Regions from separate parts of the Mus musculus genome. Here all the other regions are linked to region 3. The links are chromatin loops, found by intact Hi-C in ENCODE. Cell type or tissue: left cerebral cortex. All regions are shown on one strand.

The links. Hi-C counts contacts between places; a loop is a spot of excess contacts. Peaks named below come from ENCODE experiments on the same cell type or tissue, not always from the same donor. Only the 100,000 strongest peaks of a DNase experiment are listed, where the experiment ranks them.
Region 1: it touches region 3 in a loop (2.3-fold over the local background); 9 of 42 quality-filtered maps call a loop at or near these places.
Region 2: a loop joins it to region 3, with 2.9 times the contacts of the local background. A loop is called at or near these places in 10 of 42 quality-filtered maps.
Region 4: it touches region 3 in a loop (3-fold over the local background); 2 of 42 quality-filtered maps call a loop at or near these places.
Region 5: it touches region 3 in a loop (7-fold over the local background); 3 of 42 quality-filtered maps call a loop at or near these places.

Annotation. Positions count from the first base shown.
Region 1 is chr9:28,746,811-28,751,810 of GRCm38, forward strand. The region is part of intron 3 of Opcml (opioid binding protein/cell adhesion molecule-like); the gene reads left to right. Among named protein-coding and RNA genes, the nearest start is that of Gm15520, 290 kb to the right of the region's middle. In left cerebral cortex, a CTCF peak has its summit at 2,322 (motif pointing left); DNase peaks (open chromatin) are centred at 723 and 2,302; H3K27ac peaks cover 356 bases.
Region 2 is chr9:28,737,536-28,742,535 of GRCm38, forward strand. The region is part of intron 3 of Opcml (opioid binding protein/cell adhesion molecule-like); the gene reads left to right. Among named protein-coding and RNA genes, the nearest start is that of Gm15520, 300 kb to the right of the region's middle. In left cerebral cortex, no CTCF peak of the experiment used is centred here; DNase peaks (open chromatin) are centred at 308, 653, 1,141 and 2,759; H3K27ac peaks cover 1,713 bases.
Region 3 is chr9:28,403,670-28,408,669 of GRCm38, forward strand. It overlaps Opcml (opioid binding protein/cell adhesion molecule-like), which reads left to right. Exons shown (of 8, transcript NM_177906.5): 2 at 659-743. Among named protein-coding and RNA genes, the nearest start is that of Gm39313, 10 kb to the left of the region's middle. In left cerebral cortex, CTCF peaks have their summits at 745 and 2,333 (motif pointing right); DNase peaks (open chromatin) are centred at 277, 718, 1,035, 1,347 and 2 more places; H3K4me3 peaks cover 2,725 bases; H3K27ac peaks cover 2,889 bases.
Region 4 is chr9:28,569,599-28,574,598 of GRCm38, forward strand. The region is part of intron 2 of Opcml (opioid binding protein/cell adhesion molecule-like); the gene reads left to right. Among named protein-coding and RNA genes, the nearest start is that of Gm39313, 180 kb to the left of the region's middle. In left cerebral cortex, a CTCF peak has its summit at 2,964; DNase peaks (open chromatin) are centred at 385, 863 and 2,974; H3K27ac peaks cover 3,146 bases.
Region 5 is chr9:29,648,040-29,653,039 of GRCm38, forward strand. It overlaps a transcript of Ntm not described here. Among named protein-coding and RNA genes, the nearest start is that of Gm15521, 18 kb to the left of the region's middle. In left cerebral cortex, a CTCF peak has its summit at 2,803 (motif pointing left); a DNase peak (open chromatin) is centred at 2,797.

The sequences.
Region 1 (5,000 bases), 340 kb after region 3:
ATGGAATCCCTGTGATTTAAACACTTCCCCATAAGGCCCATCTGTCACATTAGCTGCATTGCTGATGTAATTTTCTATACATGGTCTTAGAGGACAGGCATTGAAACTATGCACCATTGCTTTTAGTGGATCCATCTTTCATTATCACCACAGAGAAATAACATAAGCACAGGTAAGAAAGACATAGTAAAGCGAGCAAACCAATTCAAACTCTCTGTGGCCGATGCCTCTGCTCTGTCCTATTGATGCCCAAAGCCTTAACAGCCCAAGTACTAGTGTTAATTTCCTTCAAGACCTTTAAATGTCATGGAAGAAAATGTGTTTTATTCTGGGTGTACAGATGCTAGCTAGTTCTTGAAGACTATCAAATAAATGCATGCTCCATCTCCCCCAAATTCCTTTACCTTTCCAGCTCTGTACTTGATTGTCTATGGGCAGCTCCCAGAGCTGAAATAGGTTTCAAAACCTTCAGAGTCTTTACTGATAGAATCTTGCAATTCGGCAAAAGGAGGGAAAAAGAAAAGAAAAAAGAAGTGGGAAATGGGCCATAATACAGGCAGGTGTTAAAGAGAACCATCTGTTTGATAATAACTTCTCCTAGATTTTCATACATTGGGATGAAGGCACACTCCTTAGGTGAAGCTGAGCCCATTCCATTCCACTATCTTTTTTAAAAAATATAGATTTTATTGCTTGCCTAGCCTGTGGTATATTTAATTAATGTTTTAAAGCCCTCCCTGCCTTGGATCATGCTCTCAATATGTGTTTTCCCCTCCTCCTCCTCCTCCACATCCTCCTCCACTTCTCTGAAATGATTCTTTCTCAGCTCCCCTACAACCTGCACAAATTTCAAATTGAAGCGATTCTCACCACCAGCAGCAGCAGCCATTCGGGTCAGACAAAAACACTGATCATTTTTATAGAAAGTTGTATTTTTGAATGCAGGCAAAAAAAAAATTACTCTGGCAATTTCAAGGACTTCTAAAATATATTAATTTAATTTTACATTCTATGTGGACATCTTGTAATAGAACAGCAGGTTTGAACCAGAGGCTAGAGAATCTGGTAGACAAATGGTATGTTCCATCCTGGTGTGCCTTTAAGGAGCACCAAGGACTTGGGATTCAGCTGTAAAACAGCTGCATATTTTGAGATAAATTGACAACTGGGATTATTCTCTTTTTACATATAGTTATGATTGGCCTTCTGAGAATTTCACACAGACCTGTTATTGTGGAATAAGCAGGCAATTGAAAAAAATGACCAATTAGTTGTTTGAACTCTATGCAAAGAGCATAGTTAGCAGTAGTTAGAAGCCTCTTAGTGTGTATGGCGTGTATGTGTGTGTGTGTGTGTGTGTGTGTGTGTGTGTATGCATGCCTGTTTATAGTAGCTAACATTTATTGGTAAATCCTAAATCCTAAAATAGGATTTACCCAACAGCAGCTACAGAACCAACCTTCGATATACATGATCACATGGTGACATAGCAGATCTTTATTTTTTTCTTGAAACTGTGCTGATATGCATCTTAAACAAGAGCCCATGAAGACAGAGCTACTACTCTTCCCACTTTGAGCAGCTTAGACTGTGTCTCTATTGTTGACACAATACATAATAGGTATTTATGTAGATATATAGATAATTAGATTATATATTAACTCTTGACCAACGGAATCTCAGAGCCAGATTAGCCCATCCCTTTGGACACAGAACCAACCTTTCTCTGTTCCTGACACCTTTGGTGTCCCTATACCCTATATTCATTAGGCTTTCTAAAGTGACTATGTTTAATAGACAACTTTTCAGAATTAGAAATGTACAGACATGGTGGCCTAGTGAGACGGGAGGTGTAGGTGCTTATTGTGGATGCCTGATGGTGTAAGTTTGATCCCCTGGATCTTATAGTGGAAGGAGAAAACCAATTCAGTCTTCTGACATTCATACATGTACCATGTCACAAAGCATACCTCTGAACACACCGGAGCATATATGCGCACACACACACACACACACACACACACACACACACACACACACACACAGGTGCTCACATATACACATAAACATGTATACACACATGTATGCACAATTGCATGCACAGACACAAGCACACACAGAATAATAACAACAAAAAAAAAAAGAAAAAGAAATTTCCACTCAAGAAAATCCTTACCAAAGAGAGACAGCTTAGATGTTAGGAGCACACACTGCTCTTACAGAGAACAGGGGTTTGTTTGTCAGCACTGGAGTGGATAGCTCACTACTGCCTAAAACTCCAGCTCTAAGAGATCTGGCTCCCTCTTCTGGACTCCAGGGGCACGTCATTCACATGCGCATGTCCTGACCATACAGATCCACATATACAAGTAATTAAAAAGTATATATATAATTATATATAAAGTGTTTCATATAAAGCATAATTATATTTTTAAACTCTGGAAGAATCTCAATCAATATACTTCTAAATATATAAATACTGTTACACATTTTGTTCTTAAAGTCCTTACTATATTTTTCTTCAATCTCTTATTGCATGGGGATTTTAATAATTGTGTTTGTCGAATTTTTGTCATTCTGACTAATTGGCTGAGAAATTCGATTTAAAATGTGCTATAAGTTTCATAAGTGCCATAGTTCCAGAAGTTTCAATGTGTGGTCACCTGTCCTTGGTGTTTCTTTTGGGGGGCATCTGGTGAGAGCCATGCAGAAACATGTAACCCAGCAAAACTTCCTGATGGTAGGAAGCAAAGAATGGAAGGAAGGGACTGAGGATATGCCGACCATGGTCTGCTTCTTCCTAGGCTGGGCTTCTGAAGTTTCAACCATTTCCCCTACAGAATTCATAAATGCAACAAACCAGCCATGAAGTCAGATCTTCCAGCACACAACTATGAGAACCCCTACGCCAGGGGTCAAGCTTCAATGTATGAGTTTCTTAGGAAAGTTTAGGATTCAAACTATAATAACATCAGTTTAGGGTCTGTGTGTAGGGGTGGGGTGGGGTAGGATTATATTACTAAATGGCATTGTCCGAGGGCAGAGCTTCAAGGTGAGACATTTATTTAAGCATGACACAGAATGACAACTGTGAGGAAAGCTGTAGGCAGGACCAGGCTCCGGGAGAAGGCAGAGGCACAGAGGGGAATGGCAGAAAGAGATGCCTTATGACTGTGACTACAAGGGGGTTCTTCACACACAGTTGTTAGGGCTACCCAAATGGTAATTTTATAATCAGCTCCTTGATTAACTATCCAATTATGAATCCACTTGAGTATGTTGATAATTTAACAGTAACACAGCAAAGTTACAACATTCCTACGTCTTATTCCAGAGCTGGCTATGCTCATTTTAAAATATTTGGGGAGAACTTGCAAGTGAACAATGCTATTTGAATATTATCTAACTTGTTTCATTGATTTTAGTGCTTATGACTTTAAAGAGTGTCATTTTAATACATTCTTTTAATGTTAAATGTAAAAATATATCAGATAGCTGGTAAGCTTGCATTTACTCACTCAGTTCTGTAGACTAACCAGTGGGAAGCAGTGGGCATCAGTGAAGAAATGCCTATCCTACCCACCTTACTCCTCATTGAGAGTGCTGATCTCTCTCCACACCTGCTAGGAGAAAGGTCAATGAGACTACATGTATTTATGCTGGGAACACCACCAAGATCTCTCCACTGGGATCACCACTAGCTCTTCCACATTTTCTTGCAGGTTAACTGTTATAAACGTGTGTCCCATTTGATAACGTTTTCCCTCTTCTAACATTAGTTGTTTGTAGATCCAGGACAACCATCAACAATCCATTATTTATCATAGCTATTTAACTGATTATTTGATACTGTATACAGCAGTAATCCTCAAGTTTATCTATTTAAATGAATGAAGCATATCTTCCACACCATGGAATACAAAATACAGCACTGAGTAACCCTTCCCTGCTTCTTTCTCCATTCTGTCCTCACTGTCTCCATCTCTGAAGATACCAGTTGAGGCTCACAAATGTTCCTGCTGATCCTTGGACCAATAAGCTCTTTTCCTTGTCAAACCTATGAAGTCTGCTTCAGTCAGCCTGAAACCCTGTCCTAGAATTTTGCACAGTCCTGTAGCCAGGCTGTTTCTCCCACCCAGCCCTCAGATACTACAGGCTTCTGCACACTCTTCCATCTCCTTAGTTGCACCATCACTGGAAATGTAGTCGTTCTCTTTCACCTGTTGGCCTCCTGTTACCTAGAACTTTATGGGCATGTAAGCTACTTCAGAGGAAGGACTGTTTCATTTGTTGATGTATGTTCCACATCTACAACAGAATAGTCATTGATATGGTTGATAAAATAGTATCAGTAGTGATAAGTAGTGAGTGTACTTACCACACTCTAGGCACATACAGTATGACAGAAAGCATGTAGAATTACATCATCACTTAATGACGGTACAACTCAGGATGTTCTAAACACACAGTAGTTTGAAACTAATCCATAGTCAAAAGAAACCAGATGTCAAACTTTGAATTTTCAAATTTTCTCAAGTTAGTGATGTGCCATTTGAGCTTCTCCTCAAGATATAATATTGCAGCAGCCACCCCAGTGTCCTTTGCCTTCAGGATAATGGAAGAAAGACATTGACATTCTCTAGTAGATGGTATGACAGTGCTACAGGATGCTCTGTAGGTTAGGTGCATTCCATGCCTGCTCACCCTCAGCTTCTCTTAAACTCCAATGGGTTTTCTAGGCTGTGCTTTTGTCATCTGTGTACATCCAATAGTCTAGATCTTCCTTGTGATTGTCACTTTCTGTAACAAATCCTGCGTAAGGGTGGCACCTGTAGAATGCACACCTCTGTGCAACATAGAGAGCTCTGATCTGCAAATCCAGGTTTCACTCAAAAAGTTTAAACAGGAAACGTTAGGAAGGGAGCTCATAGCAAGTCTCTTGGTAGATGATTGCCACCCATGTGAGCACTGAGCTATCCACTGAAGTTGGCCTCAACTTC
Region 2 (5,000 bases), 330 kb after region 3:
CTCTCAGACACAGGTGTCAACATGTGTTTTGCTCAAAGTGACACTAACAGAAATGGATTTGGCTTTTCTTCTACCTCGTAGGTTCTGAGAATCAAACTCAAGTCATCGGTGTAGGCAGCAAGTACCTTCACTTGATAAACCACCTCACTGTGGCTGGTCACTCCTTGTAGCAGCTCTCCACTCTCCTAAGCTTCAGCACTAATGTAGACTAGCCCTAGCAAGGTGCTTGCTGCACAGACATTTGCTGGCACTATGGTGGTTCCTACTACCCTTCCCAGAGTTTCCTGGCAACAGAGGCGTCATGTTGTTTTATGAATCATCATGGACTGGGTTTTCATTAATAGGTACAAAAGTATCTTTTCTTAAGGGATTTGACGGGCAATGGAGAGATCTGCATAAGAACTACAAATTTGAGTGAAGTGGTAAGGGATTGGAAGAATGGTTTAAAATGAGACTCTGGGACCAGTTAGGAGGAATGGGAGGACCCTGACCATGGCTTTCTTTTTGACAGTTGTTGATCCCAATTCACTGGGAATGTGTGAGAGAAGCGAGCTCTTATTTTTCAACATTGGGAAACAGACACAGTCTTTGTCATAGTAAAATGCAGGCTGGCACAGCCCTAGCTGCAAGTGTTAACTTATGAGACCAAGCTATTTCCAGAATTCAGAAAGGGAAGAATTAAACATCCACTTCATGGGAGGTGTGATACAGAAAGCAATGGGTTCATGCGCATTTCTCTTTATTATTTCTTTGAAACCAACACATCTCATAGGTGACAATATATGGGATAGATGGTAATTGCCTTTTTTGCTGGAGCTACATTTTCATCCTCCTCCCTTTCTCCTCCAATATTAATTATCAGAACTAAAAATAGTCCATTGTAGGCTCTCTGAGCCTCCGGGAGGCTTCTGCAGAAATCTGACATCTGTGCAGGAGGCTCAGCTGAGATGTGTGTTTCTGAAAAGCCGGCTTCTGTTTGTGAATTCCATAAACACTTGCCTAGTGGAGACTGAAGTGTCTGTCTCTCACAATGGCTGTGAGTGGCAGCCTGTGAGAACACTGTCTTTCTGAACAGACATGACTCAGAGCCTGAAGGGAATGGAGAATGCATGGAATATTTATGATCAGGGGCCTTCATTACAATAGGAAACTGTGGCAACATGAGTGTACCTCTGTGGTGTGCAAACAAAATGCAACACTTTTTCTTTGGGTGTTTATATGTGAACAGATGGCCCTGCCCACTCACCCCATGCACAGAAAAGAGTGCTATGTAAAGAGACTTAAAATGCAGAGAAATTAGTGCTCACATTGGTCCTTGTCAGGGAAAGCTTAGTTGCCTCGGCACTTGAAAGTTCTCTCTCCATGAGCCAATATGTGCTAGGATTATCAACCTGTGCATGGCACTATGTCTCTTCCTAAAAACACAATGACCAGCACTGATGAAGTCCTTCTCTGCACTGGGGGGCTTCATTTCATCACACAGTCTTCAATTATCTTTTTTGAAATGAATGGTAGTTTGGTGATCCATAGCATGAAGCAAATGGGAGTGGCTACTTTGTGTAATAGTCAAATTTTCTAAACAGGCTACAGACTTTGACAGGTTGATTCCATCTCTAAGGGGGCTAACAAAAGTTTAGAGGCTAGAGAGGTGGTATATCATAAGAGCAAGCATAGCTGCTTTGGCGGAGGACTGGAGAGTTTTGTTCCCAGCATGTGCATAGTGGTTCACAGGCCTCTATAATTCCACTTCTACAAGATGTGATGCCCTCTTTTGGCCTCCATGGGCAGCATGTATTACATACATACCTGCAGACAAAACACTCACAGATACAAACTACAAATAAATAAATATAAAATGACAGATTAGCTTAAAGTAGCCGTTCTAGAAAAATAAAAAATAAAAAACCATAGGAACTAAAGCATTGGCTTAAAGGTGGAGTTTCAAGCTGAGACCTTTCCCTAAGTGTACTTCAGAATGACAGCTGTGAAGAGAGCTGGAGGCAGGGTTGGGGTCCCATCTCAAAGGAGGAAGAGTTATGGGATAAAGGGAGGGGAGGAGAAGGAATTGCTTCAACTGTGCCCACAGGATTCTATCTCACATGGTAGTTAGTGCTGCCCAAATGATAGCCTCATGATTAGGCCCCTGATTAAATTTTTGATTATTATCTTGCTTAAGTATTTTACCAGGCATATAAATTATATCTGACAATTGAAGAAAAAAAAGATTGACTAAGGTAACTGTTGATTCAACAACTCTTGACAGAATCCCAACTAAGTATAAAGGTGGTATGTTACCTAGAATTATCAAGTATGATATGCACTTAAGCACTAAGCAATTTACCTGTTGGGTAAAAACAACAAGCTAGGTGTTTATCTATTCTGAAGTTTGCCCACTTAATGGAACACGTATTGTCCTCTTTGAATTAAAACTAGATTTTAATTCAAATCGCCTCCATGTTGTTATACACCATATCGCAAGGTTGCTGACACTTCTTTGTCAGTTGGTGCACATAGGAGGTGAAATACACTTTATTTTTAGCCTAGGGAAAAGATGATTTGGAAGATGAATTTGCTCTAATGAAGAACTTCCTGCACTCCACTTCATATTAATTCAGTAAAGCAAACTCATCATCTCAGAAACCGAAGAGACTCTGTATATGGAAGCTAACATGGCTTGCCTTGCCCTTCCACTCTTCACTCTTTATGTGTGTAAGGACTATTCCAGATCATTGGTGTGCAGCAGTCTTCAGAACATTTTCATCTTATGTAACACCAGGACTCAAAGCTCTGCTTAAGTGCATGTGCACAGAGATTACTTCTCGTGGGCTCTGCACAGTTATTCTGGATGCTGGTTTGTAATAAAGATTCACATGCTGAGCACATCCCAACTCCATCTTGTTTCTTAGATGCTTCTGAGAATCAGGGGGCTACAGTGGTTCAAGAGAGTTCAACACTGAGCCTATAAACTTCAGGCCTGTGCCTTCCCCTCCCTTGAGCCTGTCTAATGGCTTGAACAAGCCTCCTTTTCTTTGGGGACTGTATGTGGAAATCTCTGCAATTTTTCATTTAAAGACAAGAAGAGGATGACTCCATTGTACTTCAGGGAACAAAATACTCATGGGAGGAGACACAGAGGCAAAGTGTGGAGCAGAGACTGAAGGAATGACCATCCAGAGACTACCCCATCTGGGGATCCATTCCATGTACAATCACCAAACCAGGACACGATTGTGGATGCCAACAAGTGCTTGCTGACAGAAGCCTGATATAGCTGCCTCCTGAGAGGCTCTGTCAGAGCCTGACAAATACAGAGGTGGATTCTCTCAGCCAACCATTTGACTGAGCACAGGGCCCCCAATGAAAGAGCTATAGAAATGATCCAAGGAGCTGAAGGGGTTTGTAGCCCCATAGGAGGAACAACAATATGAACCAACCAGTACCCCCAGAGCTCCCAGGGACTAAACCATCAACTAAAGAGTACATATGGAAAGACCCATGGCTCCAGCCACACATGTAGCACAAGATGGCCTTGTTGGTCATCAGTGAGAGGAGAGGCCCTTGGTCCTGTGAAGGCTCAGTGGTCCAATGTAGGGGAATGCCAGGACCAGGAAGCTGGGGAGTGGGCAGATTGGTAAGCAGGGGGAGGGAGGAGGAGATAGGGTTTTTTTTTTTTTTTTGGAGGGAAAACCAGTAAAGAGGATAACATTTAAAATATAAATAAAGAGAATATCAACCTTGAAATTATATCTTACCCCAGTCAGAATGGCTAAAATCAAAAAGTCAACTGACAGCAGATGTTGGTGAGGATGAGGAGAAAGAAGAATACTCTTCCATTGCTGATGGGATTGCAAGCTGATACAACCACTCTGGAAATCAGTTTGGCAGTTCCTCAGCAGATTGGACTTAGTACTATCTGAGGACCCAGCTATACCACTCCTGGGCATAGACCCAGAAGATTCTCCAACATGTAATAAGGACACATGCTCCACTATATTTATAGCAGCCTTATCATAGCCAGGAGCTAGAAAGAACCCAGATGTCCTTCAACAGAAGAATGGTTACAGAAAATGTGGTACACTTACACAATGGAGTACTACTCAGCTATTAGAAACAATGACTTTATGAAATTCTAAGGTAAATGGATAGAACTAGAGAATATCATCCTGAATGAGGGAACCCAATCACCAAAGGAAACACATAGTTTGCACTCATTGATAAGTGGATACTAGCCCAAATGCTCTAAATAACCAGAGTACAATTCACAGACCACATGAAGCTCAAGAAGAAGAAAAACCAAATTGTGCACGCTTTGGTCCTTTTTAGAAGAAGAACAAAATACTCACAGGAGCAAATATGGAGATAAAGTATAGAGCAGAGACTGAAGGAAAGGCTATCCAGAGACTGTTCTACCTGGGGATTCATCCCATGTACCAAACGCAGACACTATTGTGGATGCCAAGAAGTGCATGCTGAAAGGAGCCTGTTATGGCTGTCTTCTGAGAGGCCCTGCGAGAGCTTTACAAATACAGAGGTGCATGTTAGCAGCCAACCATTGGACAAAGTGTGGGGCTCTAATAGAGGAGTTAGAGAAAGGACTGAAGGAGTTGAAGGGGTTTGCAACCCTAGAGGAAGATCAACAATATCAACCAACCAGACCCCTAGAACTCTCAGGGACTATGCCATCAACAAAGGAATACACATGGCTCCAGCTGCATATATAGCAGAGGATGGCCTTGTCATGCATCAATGGAAGGATAGGTCCTTGGTCCTATGAAGGCTCAATAGATGCCCCAAAATAGGGAAATGGAGGGCTGGGATGTGGTAGTGGGTCGGTGGGTGGGTGGGTGGAAGAATACTCTTATAGAAGCAGGGGTAGGGAGGATGGGATAGGGTTTTTTCTGGGAGGGAGGGAAACTGGGAAAGGGGATAACATTTGAAATGGAAATAAAGAAAATATCCAATAAAAAATAAAGAAAACATCTAATGTAAAAAAACAACAA
Region 3 (5,000 bases):
GTGGAACTTTTTATCGCCTTGGGGTCCAGATGCGAGACTCGGGGCTGTTTTCTAACTCCATCCAAACATGTGTGTGATCTAATAAAACATTTTCTCCTCTCCTTGAAATCAGGAGCTTTAAAAACAATTTTTTATGACATCTCCTTTCTGTCAGAGACACTTGCCTTCTTTGGGTTATAAACTTTTGATGCCAGACCTCTGCAGAACGCGCCCAACTGAATCTTAAAGTAGCTTCACCGAGAAAGGCAGAGAACGCACAATCTGTGACCTTCGTCCCTGCTCCTTCTTTCGTGCTCTCCCTCCCCCGGGCTCCCTCCGCCCCAGGGAGCGTCGAGAAAGCTCTTTTTTGGATGCAGGAGGGGGCATCTGGTTCTGCTAGGCTGGAAAGCTGAGGCTGAAGCCGAGGAAGAATTATTAGGCTCCGGAGAGCCTGGACTCAGCCTTGCCTTCTCCCGCTCCCAGCTCCTGGTTCGCTCTCTGTGTGCTTTCGCCCCTCAACACTTCCGGCTGTTCTGAGAGGGCTAGGGACAAGGACCTTGTCGCTGCAGGAGTTCTGGGAAGTTGTGGCTGTCGAGAATGGGGGTCTGTGGGTACCTGTTCCTGCCCTGGAAGTGCCTCGTGGTCGTGTCTCTCAGGCTGCTATTCCTTGTACCCACAGGAGTGCCGGTGCGCAGCGGAGATGCCACCTTTCCCAAAGCTATGGACAACGTGACGGTCCGGCAGGGGGAGAGCGCCACCCTCAGGTAGGGAGCCTTCCTTCATCTGGGGACAGAACCCATTGCACATGGCTTCAAGGGGAGGGGGTGAGGGAGAGAGAAAAGGAAGCTAGAATGAGGGGCATTTAAGCATGCAAAGGGCCTTTTGCGGGCCCAAGAATTGGCCAGTTGCGTCGTGTGCTTGCTGATACCAGCTTTCTTGGACGTCCTTGTCATTTGGTGCTCTTTTGGTCTGCAGTCTTACAGGCAATGTTAAAGTCTACACTTGGGATGTCATATATTCATGGAGCAATGGGATGGCAAGTTTCACACCCGGACGAGACACTGCGTAGTTAACTAAATACCCTTGGATTTTTCTTCCAGGCCAGGAGGATGTGATGACACAGGATCGCCCTCAGCTAACCATCTGTGATGGCAGCGTGTGTTGGGGCTATTTCACAATTGAAGGCTTTAGATTTCCTGTGCCAGGGCACGACTTTTTATGAGTCTTAGGAAGACACAGCCCCTCAGTCTAACCCTGTGCGGTGCACTTGGGCCCTGATGCAAATTATGAGGCCTTTGTGTTTTTATGGGCTGGGACCAAGAAGAGCAAGCATGTAGCTTTTATGCACCGACATCATTCCTGTGTGAGAAGCACAATAGGGAAGCTTTTTGTTTTAGCTTAATGAGTTACAGAGAATCACTTCCATGCTCCAGGCAGAGGGGTGGAGATGCTTGGAATATGAACCTTTGGGGACTGGGCCTGCTGCAGCAGAGACTTTAATAAAAATGCAGCCACCACTTTCCACGAGCTCAGCAGATATCATCTTTTATCCCTTTAATGAGGCAGTTCTGGTCCTAGGAGACAGATTCAGGGACATCCCAGCTTAAGTATGTCTCAGTGTACACAGGGTGAATGTGTTTGCCCTGCCTATGACTTTGATGGTTATAGTGAAAATAAAATATTCTGACCCAGATTCTGCAGCCAGAATGCCTGGCTTCTACAAGGAGATATTGAGGGTGGGATTTCCTTCTTCCTGTTCTCTGTGCTTTTCCTTGTGGAGTCCTTCCAACACACACAGATATCTCCCAGAGGAAGAAATCTTTTCACATGAACCCTAGGGTTAAATTTGGATCCCTTCTGCCTTGGGAGGTTCGTAGGTAAATCATCTTTTCAGCTAGTGAAAGATCCCAAAGTCCTGTCTTCTTGACCTGCATGGTCCTAAAGACAGCATGAGTTACAAGTGCTTCTCATCTTTTGAGCACCCCTTAGCTTGTAGTGGATGAGAGTGCCTTATCCTTATTGTGTTGCTTCAAGGAAAGTTCCAGGTCTGCTCTTTGAGGTATGATTTGTGGGACTTCACTTTTGCAGGGGACTGGTGGTTCAAAGGTGCCAAAAGCATCTAACCGCAGTGTATGTGAACCCAGGAAATGTGGATAGTAGTAGTAGTGGCAAAAGAGTTTCAACACTGCCAAATACCTCTTGTTCTTTCAGTCTTTTGTTAGAGGCAATGAATTGTTTCATAAACAAGGGGGATATCACTAATAAATTTACAAATTCTGCTGTCCTCCTCCTTCCTGTCCCTGAAAATTAAATAAAAAACTTAGAAACTTGAGCTTCTGCCTTCTGGGTGCAGTAAGACAGTTCTACCAGCAGAGGGCGAGCTTCAAGCTTCAATCTCTCTCTCTCTCTCTCTCTCTCTCTCTCTCTCTCTCTTATTAGCTACTGGCCTGTTTTCATGATCTTCAATTCTAATGTTTAACAGCTGGGCTTGGTAATGGGAAAGGGGAATAAAAAAGGAAAAGCTGAATGGTTGCTTTTCATGCTTTGTGGAAACAACAATGTGTATGTTCAACTATGACTGCTGCTGCTTACCTGACCGTTGTGGTAGCTGACTTTTAAAAGTCAGCACAAGCCATGTTGATTTTGTCTCTCTTCTCTCTTCTGCCCCTTTCCCCTGCTATAGACAAACCTATCCCTGTGCCCACCTATTACTCTCTGGATCTCCTCTACAGATTTTACCTCGTGTAATCTTCTCTTCCATTGCTCTAATCTTACAAGGTGCCTCCACCGGACACTCTTTTCTTGTTACCTATGGTCTCCTTCACTTCTTCCCACCATCATTAATTCTTACTATTCTCTATGCTAAAATAGCTTGCTACTACCTCAACATTTCTTGAAAGAACATAAACAGTCCATGCAGATTTCTGCAGCTCAGCTTTCAACCTCTCTCTTTTTCCTTGTCTACTAATCTGTTCTATGAGCTGTGTTCCTTTCTTATCAGTAAGACGAGGTACTCAGTTGTTTCACTGAGAGGCCATGTTCTCAGTAAGGGGAAACCCACAGTCTTGGCCTCAGGGAAATCTATCATATGGTTTTTGGTAGTATTTTTGTTTTCTAAAACTTACAATTCATTTTACCTCTTCATTTTTTGCAATACTGGGGATCAAACTCAAGGCCTTATGCATGCTAGATAAGAGTAGTGCTATAGCCTTATAGATTTTCCTATAGCCTTATAGCTCTATGTAAAATGACTTTTATGACTCCTTGAAAGAGTTCATTAGGGGTTTATTTCTTGGGAAGTTAGTGTTCCGAATGTATCAACGAGTTAAATGATACACCTATCAGAATTAGTAAACCCCCTTGAAGGTGTCTGTTCCAGGTCACATGACCTCTTAGTTCCTAAATCCTGAACAAAGTCAGGCAAGGAGCAGAGACCAGAAGGTAAAGCCAAGATATCCTAAGCTTGTGTACACACTCAATTCCCTGTGAAAATTTCCCCAGCTCAGAGAGGACAATTGCTTCCTGTGGGAGATCAGTTTTGTTTTGACAGGCCCTTGATTGTGCTGAGAGACCTTAGGAAGTGACGTGCTACAGCATGCTACAGAAGACTGAAGTTTTCAGTATAGATAAAAACTCATTTTATATAAATGAGGCCATATTATCATCCCTGTAACTATTCATAGGGCTGCTTGGAAAGTAAAAATAATTATTTTAATACTGAGTTATTTTGCCTTTTCGAAGAGAGATGATATGGAAAATGGAGGTGCTATTCTTTATAGTTGAATTATACCTTCTATGAATCTGATTTGAATTCATTATTACAAATGGGCCCTCTTGGCCGGAATCATTTCATTACAATTATGAGCTGTTGGCTTAAAAATGTTCTGTGCCTTTCTGTTAGATTAGATATGACAAGTATCTAGGAGTCCTCTGTCTGAATCAATGACCATATTCAGATGTGAGCCAAGGGTTTGGGCATGGTCAGCTGGCATCTACGAAGCCATTTCAACTGCAACCACCAGCCATACTTTCTTCACGGATCATAAGCACCTCGAGACTCACTTTTGCTCGTCTGTGTGCTTTGTTTCCCTGTTCACATGGATATTTTGAGGTCTATACTTTGGGTAATTTGTTTCAGGCAGTCAGTAAATCCAACACAGTGGTTTGTTTTGTTATTGTTATTGTTTGTTTGCTTGCCTTTTCGTAGTAATCTGTTGCTGATCCATGCTTGCTGATGTCAGATTATACTTAATAAGTCTTTTCTAAACTACCCTGCATTTTTATTTGGAGGTCTGAGATAATCCATTCAGAAAAGGCACATGAGGTCTAACTTCTGTCAGTGAATAATCTGAGTAGTGGGATTTCATCAAAGCACCGGGGACAGTGGTACTCCCAAGGACAATATGTTGACATTGACCTGGTTGTTTTCTGTACTCTACACCCACTATCAGCAGCTTGCCCTATCAAGTGAATTAGCAATTGTGAATTAAGACAGCTATCAGGTCTTTCAAAGCATGCATCAAACCTGTGTATGTTAATGTTAAAGTTGTCAAAATCAGGGGCTACATCAGTGTGAGGCAGTACTTTTGGTTTGGGAAAATGAGGGCAAGAAAAGACCTTGGAGAAAGTATGGTCCCAGAAGAAACCCTCTGCGTGGTGATGATAACCTGGGCTTCTTCTAGTGAAGGTACTTGAGAAATTATTTGAAATAAGCACTTGGAACTGAGGGTGGGCAGAGTTCATGCCAAACATAAGGGAGGCCCTGAGTTTCACCCCCAGGATGAATTAGATAATAAAATTTTAATTTTAATTTCATAGACTAAAGGAATAGACATCTCTGGGGTGGGCCATGAGTGTGGACATTTGAAACTCTGTTCTAGCATTTTTCAAGTAAAGCCACAACTGAGAACCCTTACACTATAAAGATGTCTGCCCTATAATATCTTATCAAAGCTATTTTCCAGTGTCTTTCCCTTGCATTGAAATATCTCTCCCATGACATGTATGTACCTCAATGCCCC
Region 4 (5,000 bases), 170 kb after region 3:
AAGGAAAGGGAACTGGGGCTTTGATCAGATGTCACTGTGGGGCCAAAGCTGCTTCCCACCCTTTGCAGACATCTGTAGCAAGTTATCTAATGTCATGGGGACTATCTTTAGGGGCTATTTTTGAAATGTTAAACAACCACTATCCCACAGTGCCTTGCAGCATTTGATTTAAGCAGTAGAGTCATTTTCTGAAAAATAAAAACCTCAGTGTAATGAACTAGTGGATGGACTCCTACTGTTTAGGAATAGAAAGGCTAAAGAAGTTTACAGTCGGTACTCCTCACTTGGGGACCACAGCACACACACCATCCTGGGGGGTGGGGTAACAGGGATCACCTACCCCATATGCATAACCTTCTCGGTGGGTGAGTGGGTGGGTGTGTAGGTGGGATAGCAGATGTTGCCTAGCCCCAGAAGTTTTTCCATTGGAAGTCAAAGGCTGGATTTTCTAAATTGTTGGAGTGGCTCTTTCCCAGCACATATCTGACTATTAATCACCATGGCATGCTGAACAGCACTTGTGACTTTTTTTCATGTTCTTTCCAGACTGGTTGCAATTAGGTTATGCTTTTAGATCTTAGAGCTTTGATAATAAGGTTCTTAGTATTCTGGAGAAGGGCTTAGGCGAAAATAGTGCTTGCTAGTAATTTCTTCCTATTTTTGCTGGGTCCAGTGGCAGAGGAGTGAATTCGGGGTAGTATCTTATTTCCCCCAGTATGCCAATGCCTAGCAAAACAGCAAAGGCCTTTCAGACCTAAGAATCAGTATCCTAGAAAATGCCATCTACCCTTGAATGGAACGCTGGCATGCCAAGGAGAGGTCTGGGCATAGAGGTGGGGTGGGGGGGTGGGTGGAATACAGAAGCAGAGATCCTATTCCTGTCCTCTATTCTGGCTGCTTCCACATTCCGCTGAGCTGAGCCCAGCCATGCTCCATTTATAAGAAGCAGCGTGCTAGTGTCTATCTCATGTGCTGTTAAATAGATGTGAGATGTCACCCCTATTTATTATTACAGCAGAAAACTCTTGCCTGAAGAGTCACCTTGATGAGACATGGGTTCTGGTGAAGAATCACAACCTGAAAGCTAGAGAAGCATAAAATAGAGCTTGGAGTTGAGACACTGCGAGTTTTCATTGACTTTTTATGTGGCCTTTTGGAGAATTAGATTTCCATTTTGTTATTGTTAATTGATGGAGTTTCGCAGATTTACTGGGAAATAGGGCATAGGCAGAAAATGTAGTCTATGTGAAAGGTCTCACACAAACTTTTACAGGGATGAGAGTGTTCAGAGGAAGACAATGGGATTAATTGCACCTCCTCTGTTTCTCACTGGTGCCTTTTTATGGCTCCAGAGCCAGTAATAAGAACCATTGGTACATTAAACTGCATTTTTCTTGTTGAATTATGGACTAATTGATTTATTACAGACGTGGCCTTTCCACTTTCTGTTTCTGAGCATCCTGCGATGAGGCTTGTTACCTTCTTGGCCCTATTTATGCTTCCCCATCGTGCAAGGAACTGGAAACTTAGCACTCAGCAGATGGGGGGAGATGCGTTCTGTAGATATCAAAGCTTTGTTGGTTAAGTGCCACTCTCTTCTGAGATGGATATCTCCCAAGACCCTGATAGTTTTGAAATATGCTCTAAATAACCTCTTTTTCCATGTCAACACAGGGATCAGTGGAGAAAGGTTATTTTCAGTTGCCTTCAAGGTTAAAGTTGGTTACTCTTCCAGATGGCAATTCTCTGGTTCTTGGGATTATGATACTGAGCCTCCCTGTGATCAGGACTCCTTGTACCAAGGATATCAAGAAGTGGCAGCTAGCCACAATGAAGACATGTAGAGATTAAAGGGTTAAGTCTAGACATATTGTCTATCACAATCCTGCTATGGTAACTCTAGGAAAAACAAGTTCACTGTCAGGAAGTCTCATCATCTCCATTTCCTGTTGCATCGGTCATTCATCTCCTAAGTCCTTCTATCCTCTTCTTCTCTGTGTGTCTTTCCTTGTTATTGTCATTTCCACAGACTTATTTATGTAGTGGCAGACCCTACTTGAGCTGCCACAGGGTATAGTAATTTCCTTGGAACTGCTTTCAAAATGGCCACATTGGCAACTGGTACAAGAGAACCTGGCTTAAAATGAAAAGAGTGAGCTCTCTGCATTAGCTTAATGTTAGAACCTGCAGCTTTGTGAGCTCAAGCTCAGCTCCCCTTGCAGGAAAGCAGGCGTGGCTTGTCATTTCTGAGGGTGGGGCAAACAGGCAAATGGAACCCCAGCCGTACTTTGACTGCTAAATCAAGGTCATGTGCTTGCTCAGTGTTGGATACACACATAGTGCACATGCTGGTGTTTTCATTAATTTTCCAATCCCAGTTACACATTGAGGATTTATATTTCAAATTCACACTTTTTAACACCCACAGGAAAGATCTTGAGGTGCAGCAGGCAGTGATTTTGTTTGTATGTGTTTGTCTGTTTTGGTTTGCATTTAACATTTGGAAGGTGGATTCCACTATGAGAGAGGAAGCCTGTGGTAAAGGAAATGTATTTCTCTTGGGTTTCTGGGGATCTAGCATTAAATGGTCATACATTGTGACTCTAATCAAAAACTGTGAAAATGCCTAGATAGTTCCCCATTCAGTACATTTATCACATCTTTTTCTGTAGACCCCAATAACACTGGGCGAAGCTCTCCCCACACCCATCTCCAGTGCGATAACAGCTGCCACAAACCCACTCAGCAAAACAGCCTGGCCCCTCAAGGGAGCACTTTTGGTGTTGACCTTAAAGAGCAACTCCAGTCAGGAATAAAGAGGCTCAATTGTTCATAAACCCGACATTTATTACTCGGAGATTCTTTCTCCACAGCACAAGCCGCTCTTTACAATTTTATCAAATAAAATGCTGCTTTCATTGCTGCCCCACTTTCTCCATTGGCTGCTCCCTGCTGCCCCCACATGTGGGCTTGGCATGGCTCAGCAGTGAAAAACCTAGGGCCATCACTCAGAAAGGCAGGACTCCTGAGTAAGGGCCAGGCAGATGTCCAGAGCAGGTGTGTGCTCCGGTTTTCTTCTTTTATTTATGAGGCAGTTGTTGAAGGAGAAGGTAAATAATCGTGGCTTCCCATTTTAAAAGGCATTGGCTTGCGTTGGCATTTTCTCGGTTGCCAGGTTAAAGCAGAATGCAGAATAAATCTAGCACTAGCATTCTAAGATCCAAAATGGTTAACCAATCATAGCAACTCAGTAGTTGCCTCTCTTCTAAAAGGATGATCAGACGGAGGCAGTATACATGTGCATAGCTCTCTGCTTTTAATTTGCAAGCCCTCTAACATGAAAACCCCCAGTGCCTCCCTCCACCTTGCTTCCACAGAGCCCAGTTTGAAGAATGGATAGCTGACTTGCCATGTCACATTTGTTTGATATTATATAGAGAGAGACTTCCAGGTGCATCCTTCTCAAGTTCTGAATCATAGATGGTCTTTAGGACTCTTAAATAACTTCAAGAGAGGAGAGTATAGTTACAAAATAATAATAATAATAATAATAATAAATAATAATAATAATAATAATATAAAAATATAATAAAAGTCCATACATAGACTTCAATAGAATGTGCTGCTAATTTGTTATAGGGAAAAAAAACCACATCAGTGATGCTTTGTGAACAGTGAGAGGTATGAGAGGTACTGTAAATAGATCCAAACCTATAATATACATTCATTTGACTGCCTTGAAAGAGAGCCTTTTCTTTGTGAATGGGTCACCTGCCTAGAAATTGGTATCTTTTAATATAGCCAAAACTCAGTACTTGTCACTGATGAAGTCTAATTTGGATTTCATTAAAGTCAGTCACAGGGGTGAAGGTTCTTAATTATGAAGCAACATAAATATAAAATGTTTCTAGAGTTCTATGATTTCTTTCTCTACTTCATTTTTTCCCATTCCTAGTAAAACTTCAGGTCCCCCTTTTCAGTCTTATTCTTCTTAGTTTCCCAAGAAACAGAAACTATCCTTTCTTACACATATTATGTCCTTCCGTGAGGGGTTTGAGTAAATACATAACTAAAGGAGACAGTGTGCCTCCTAACATTAGACATGGGGAAAGTTGAAATGGACTCTGAGTAAGCATATGGCTCCATTCATAAATGCCTTGGAGACTGAGTAGACCATGACTGCATGACTGACAGGGCAAGCACAGAGTACCAGGTAACTGGGCACGTCAATCAAGGGGAAGGCAAGCAGAAATCAATCAAGAGAGCTGTTAAAGCATGCTTAACTTAGAATCAGGCTTTCTGAATTCATGTGCTAATATTAGCTCTTGACCTCTGACAAATCTCACAACTTATTGGCTCTTTCATTTATTCATGTGGAAAATGAGGGCCTGCCTAACTAACCTGCACAATCTCACACTTGCACACCACTTGGGACCCTTTAAAAAGATCACGTGAACTAATATGTATGCTTGTCCTGCTAGCCATAGACAGTCTGAAAATATATACTTCTTGTCAACTTTTCACTTTGACATAGTTTCATATACATTAAAAAAGAAAATTGTGGGTGTATCCCAGATCCACTTATAAGGCTGATCGAGTATTATCGTCTCTGTGGATGGAGAGATGGATGAATGGATAAGTAGATGGATAGATAGATATTGATCAAACATGTCGCACGTGTAGTAATCAAAATTCTTCTGGCCACAATCTTAGATTTAGCTGAAGACATTGTGCCCTTTCTCTCAATATTCAGTGTTGATTTCCTAACAGCAAACTATTCTCTTACAATTATAAAAAAAATCACACTATTTAATCTTGATATAATATTATCGCTTAATACACAGTTGTCATTAGAAAATTTTCAACATGATTGTTCTTTATAACATTCTGTGGCATTCTGAATCTGGTATAGAATCACACTGTCCCTTCACAGCTACCACAGCTCTTTAGTCTCCTACCTCCCCCCCCCCCCATATTACTGTCTGAATTTTCCAAATATT
Region 5 (5,000 bases), 1.2 Mb after region 3:
ACTTCCTCTACCAGGTGGATGGCAACTGATCTTTGTCTGGCAGCTCCTCCGGGGTTGCTGTGTGTCATTCTGATCTTTTCAGGGACACACTTCTCTGCATCCCTCTGAAAAGACGCTACCCTGGACTTCTAGAACTTGCAGAATTTTCTTTATAGCTCAGATGGTGTGTGTGTGTTTGTGTTAACTCCACCAGGGAGCCTCTCTTTCCAACTTCTCTAACCACCCAGAATCAAGGCCTCTTTGGGGAGCTCTGGGTGCTCCTCTGTCAAGTTCTACAAACACAAAGGCCCTGGAATACACTCAGAGAAAAGACATATGATGGCCCCACTTTCTGAACACGCCCTCTCATTGTAAAACAGCATCAGCAGAGTCTAACTCACAGGACTCACAGGTGGATATCGCCTCTGCCGGCATTGACTACAAACAGCGTAGTGCCAGAGTGCAGGATCGTTGTATGCAAAGCAGAGTGACAAATGTATAAATGGAAATGAAAATCTATCTGTCCTGGGAAATAGACATGTGACCAAAAGATGATATTTTTCTACTAAATCTGAAAAATCTCTTTTATTACAAAGTTTCTCTGGAGAGCTGGCAGATGGTAAGTGTGGGAAGGGGTAACCTAGGGCAGAGTGCCAGCTACCATGAGAAAGGTGGTGTAGCCTTGACTCAGGCACTTAGTCTTCCCACATGCCTGGGCTGGGGGAAGGGATGGTGGGACAAATGTGTGGGGCACAGAAAACCCCGAGTTCGTGTCACCCTTGTTGACCTTAAATTGTCTGCCTTGGCTTCTCATATGTCATCATTGACCACTAAGAAGCAGTAGAGTGGATTTCCTTTATCTCTCTAGGCACTGGGAACACAATGGGACCTGATCCTGTGCCAAGGTACCATCCATCTTCTGGGCCATATTGGAGCAGTCTAGTGGGTTCTGACATTGCACCCAGCCAAGAGAAGTGGTTACAGCTTATCCATGCAGCCCTGATCTGTTGAAGGATGTCTAGGAACAAACCAACTTCTCTGTCTATGCCTCAGTTTCCACATCAGCAAAATGGAGCAAGAATGTCATCTACTTAGAAGACCGATGAGGGGGCCGTGAAAGACAGAGTCAGGTTCATAGCACATGAGCCTGCACGGACCAGGCTGTCAGTAGCCCAGAGCTATTTTTAGTTTCACTCTGTTAGATTTTGTGATCTGAAGGAAAGCCAGAGCATAAGGTGCTGGCAAGTCTAATGACTTTTCTATTTCTCCCACGTTGCCCCTCTCTCATTCTCACCTCTGTGGCAGGCAGAACATCACTGTAATAAGATGATGGGGAGAAGCCTGGAAGTAGATGCCCATGGTGCCTCTAGAAACAGAGATGTTTTCCAAATGGGGTGCTTCATCATGGAGGCAGAGCCGTGAAGGAGCCTTAGCTTGTGGCTTAGCAAAAGAGAAGAAAACTAAGGCAAGGCCCAAATGCCCCTGGCCTGAGGCATTAGCCAACCAATCCCTCTGGAGGCCTGCTCCTCCTGGTGGCTGTCACCTCAAGTGTGTTCAGATCTGTCAGGGAACGTGTGCCTTCAGGGGGATGAAGGGCAAAAGCAACATTTGCAGGGAAATTGAATTCTACGAGATAAATCTTAGAAGTCTCTCCCAAGAGCTGAGCTGGTCTTTGAATTAAAAACCACGAGACTTAGGCTAACAGAATAACTGTCCCGTGCTAGAATTAGAAAGGCTACAAATTCTGGGTCCACCATTTCCCAACGCCCTGTGCCTTCTCTGGGATCCTTAACCATCCAAGACTTTAGAGATGGCTGTGTTTCTCAGGGCTCAAACTACACAGGGCCAGTGCAAAGTCCCCAGCCGCCTGTGTCTGCACCTGGTAATGGAGGCCACTCATTTCCTACCTTTCACTATGACCTAGATCCATATGAGAAAGGAAAGCTCACTTCTCAAATGCAGCATAAATAGTTCAGGGTAGAACAGCCTCACTGGTATGCCCTCCCTTCCTCTGCTGGGGACTTGGTTCAGCAAACATCTAATTCATCGGCCAGGGTTTGTTTTTAAGCAAAGACAAGGCTGGTGTAAAACGAAAACTAACTAAATTCATTTTAAAACTCAAATAGTGAACCAACTAAAAGTGTATGTTGCAGAACAGGACAGTGGTTTAGATGTCCCAAGAAAATCTTTGCTCAGTCCTTTAGATCCGAGTACTGCCCCTTGACACTGGCGGCCATGTTTCAATTCAGAATGCAGCCATTTGGTCTGACAGGGAGACAAACAACTTGGATCTCCAAACCCAGGGAGAAGCTGATATCCCCCTACAAGTATCACCTGCACCCACCCACATTTCTTTCACAGCATGAACTGAGCCCTCCTGAAAACTATGGGAAAACTCCAGAAAGACAAGGAGCATGGAACTCCTACACAGCCCTGCAGCATAGCCCCAGAGAAACCGGTGGAAGAGAGGTGCTAGGACCACCGGTGTTGCCTTCGCCAATTTAGAGCTCAACTCTCAGACTTCTCCAACAGAGAAAACGACACATCTGATGGGATCTGAAAGCATTGATCTAGGACTTTTAAGAAGAATCACCTACATGCTGGTTTCTGACTTAGTGATCTGAGCTGCGCCCCTCTGTCCAACTCTGCTTTGCAAATCATTTTACAAATGTAGCCCGGGTACCAAGAGGAAAAGGGAAGCTGCTTTCCCTGATTGCCTGCCTGTCTGCCTGCCTGTCTGTCTGAGAACCCTCATTTTCATTTTAAGGAGTTGGGCTTTCATCCTAGGCAGTGTCTTCCCTACAGGGGGGTAAGGGTGCCCTCTAGTGACAAATCTGAGGATCTGCAGGCAAGGTTGGAGGCCTGCATCTGCAGACTCCCTTATCCAGATGTGAGACCGCCTGGCAGTATGCATCGCACCCCTCTGGGGTTTATTAGCCTGCTGTAATGTCAGTGCAATAATAACCCCGGGGAGGCCATTACACCACTATTTCCATCCAGAGGAGGGCTATTCCATCAAGTACTCCAGAGGCCTGCTTAGTAAATGAGTTTTCTTTTAAAGATATGTTCACTTGATTGCTTTGCTAGAGTGCATTTGGCACCACATGGAAATCTGTAGGGGAATGGAGGACGTGCAGGGACCTGAGGACCACCCATGAATCAGCGGCAAAGGAAAGGGCAAGATATCACAGCCTGAAGGCCATGTCTTCCCTGTGGCCTTTGGTCCCTCTCTTCCAGTGGCCCCGACCTTTAATAAAGTTCCTTACCTATTCATCTTTGAGTTCTCACCCACAGCCATGCAGCCCCAAGACTCATCCCAGTGCTGGTTAGCATTTACTCATTCAAGTCAGGCTCTGTGCAGGATGCTGCCACACCCAGGAAGCAGAGAGGCACAGAGGGACATTTCGATTACAGAGAATGTGTAACAAAGGCCAGTCGCTGTCTGGGTGCTGGTCCTGAGAGCAAGCATCTTTTCAGTCCAGACGCTGAAAGTTAACAATCACAGCAGGATGCAAACCTTAGGCTCTGTGTAACCCTCATAAGGTCACTAAGGGGATGGAGCTGGCCTTTGTCCCCTTCCCAGAAACCCAAGTTGAAAGAGGGCAAGGTGCTATATTAAAACGCTTGGAATAAATAAGAAGGGGGCCTGAGGAAGGCAGAACACACACACCCCTACACACACTATCTGTATATGTATTCCTAGTGGATCAACAATGCACCAAGATTAGCATCTGACCACAGGCATACCCTTATTCACATGGCGTCATGTTTCACCCAGTTACAATTTTCACTCCTCTTGAAATTTTGACCTAAGAAAATTATTGTTTAAAGCAATGCCAGAGGTAATGCCTGTCCCAATAGATGCCCACAGAAGGAACACACCCTCCTCAGGCCGAGTCCGTACTGGCCAAGCATCTGGTTGTCCTCTCGAGCTATAAAATGCCTTCTGGCCCTGGCTCCACCTCCGACACCCTCTGACCCAACCACCACTCAGCCTGCTGGTTTCTGCATCCTACCGTCCTACAGGGGCAGGTGTACCTGGGCTGTAATTGTCTCTAATTAGCTTCTCTGGCACTTGGAACCTTCCCCAACCTCCAACACACAGCTAAGTGGTTCTCCAAAGAGGATAGAAATGATTCCATACCTTTGAAAACATCAAAGGAGTTCTTTTTTAAAATTGACCCCATTTTCATTCACAGCTCCAGGCCAGCCTTGAGGTTGTACCCAAGTGGGGTTGGGTTCTTGTATGTGTACAAAGGGGACAAAGAATTCCTGATAAGACACAAGCAAGGCCTGGGGCGTCTCTGTGGCCCAAAGTTCCCATCCACTACTGGCTAAGAAGCATCTTACTTGGCCCTTTCCCTGGCTATGATAAACTATTGGGAGCCAGACACAGACAGACGTGCTGATCCAGAGTCACAACAGATGGCCACAAAGCAGACCTGTTACTCCTGATGCTGTGACTAGATTAAAAATGCTTGCATTGAGGGTTTTCTCTGTGCCAATCCTCTATATTCTAGATGAAATTAACTCTGTCTGGAACTTATGTATGTGTTGAGTGGGATTACACTAAACAGATAAAAACAAGTAAATGTATAATGTGCTAGGTACTGTATATGCCAAGGAAAAGACAGTAAATCAAGGAGAGAGATGGGACATCATGTAGTTTCCTCTACACGTGGAGAGTGGAAGACATTTCTGATAAGGGACAATTGGTGATAAGCCTGTGAGCTACAAGGAAGAAATTATCTTGCTGTTAGGACATGGAACATCACAAGGAGACCAGCAAGTGTAAAGGCGTTTGTGGGTGTGAGCATGATACCAAAGAGGTGCATGACCAGGGGAGCGCAAGAGCAGAGCCCAGAGACTGGTGACTAGCAAGAGAAACAGCACAGCAATTGTCTAGCTCTGGCAGCTACAGGTGGTGTCAGCTGACTAACCCAACAATATTCTCAGCAGTCACACCCATCCTGGTGCTGTTGGCTGAGCTGTCCTTGTTGCACCATGAATACTCTCAGGAC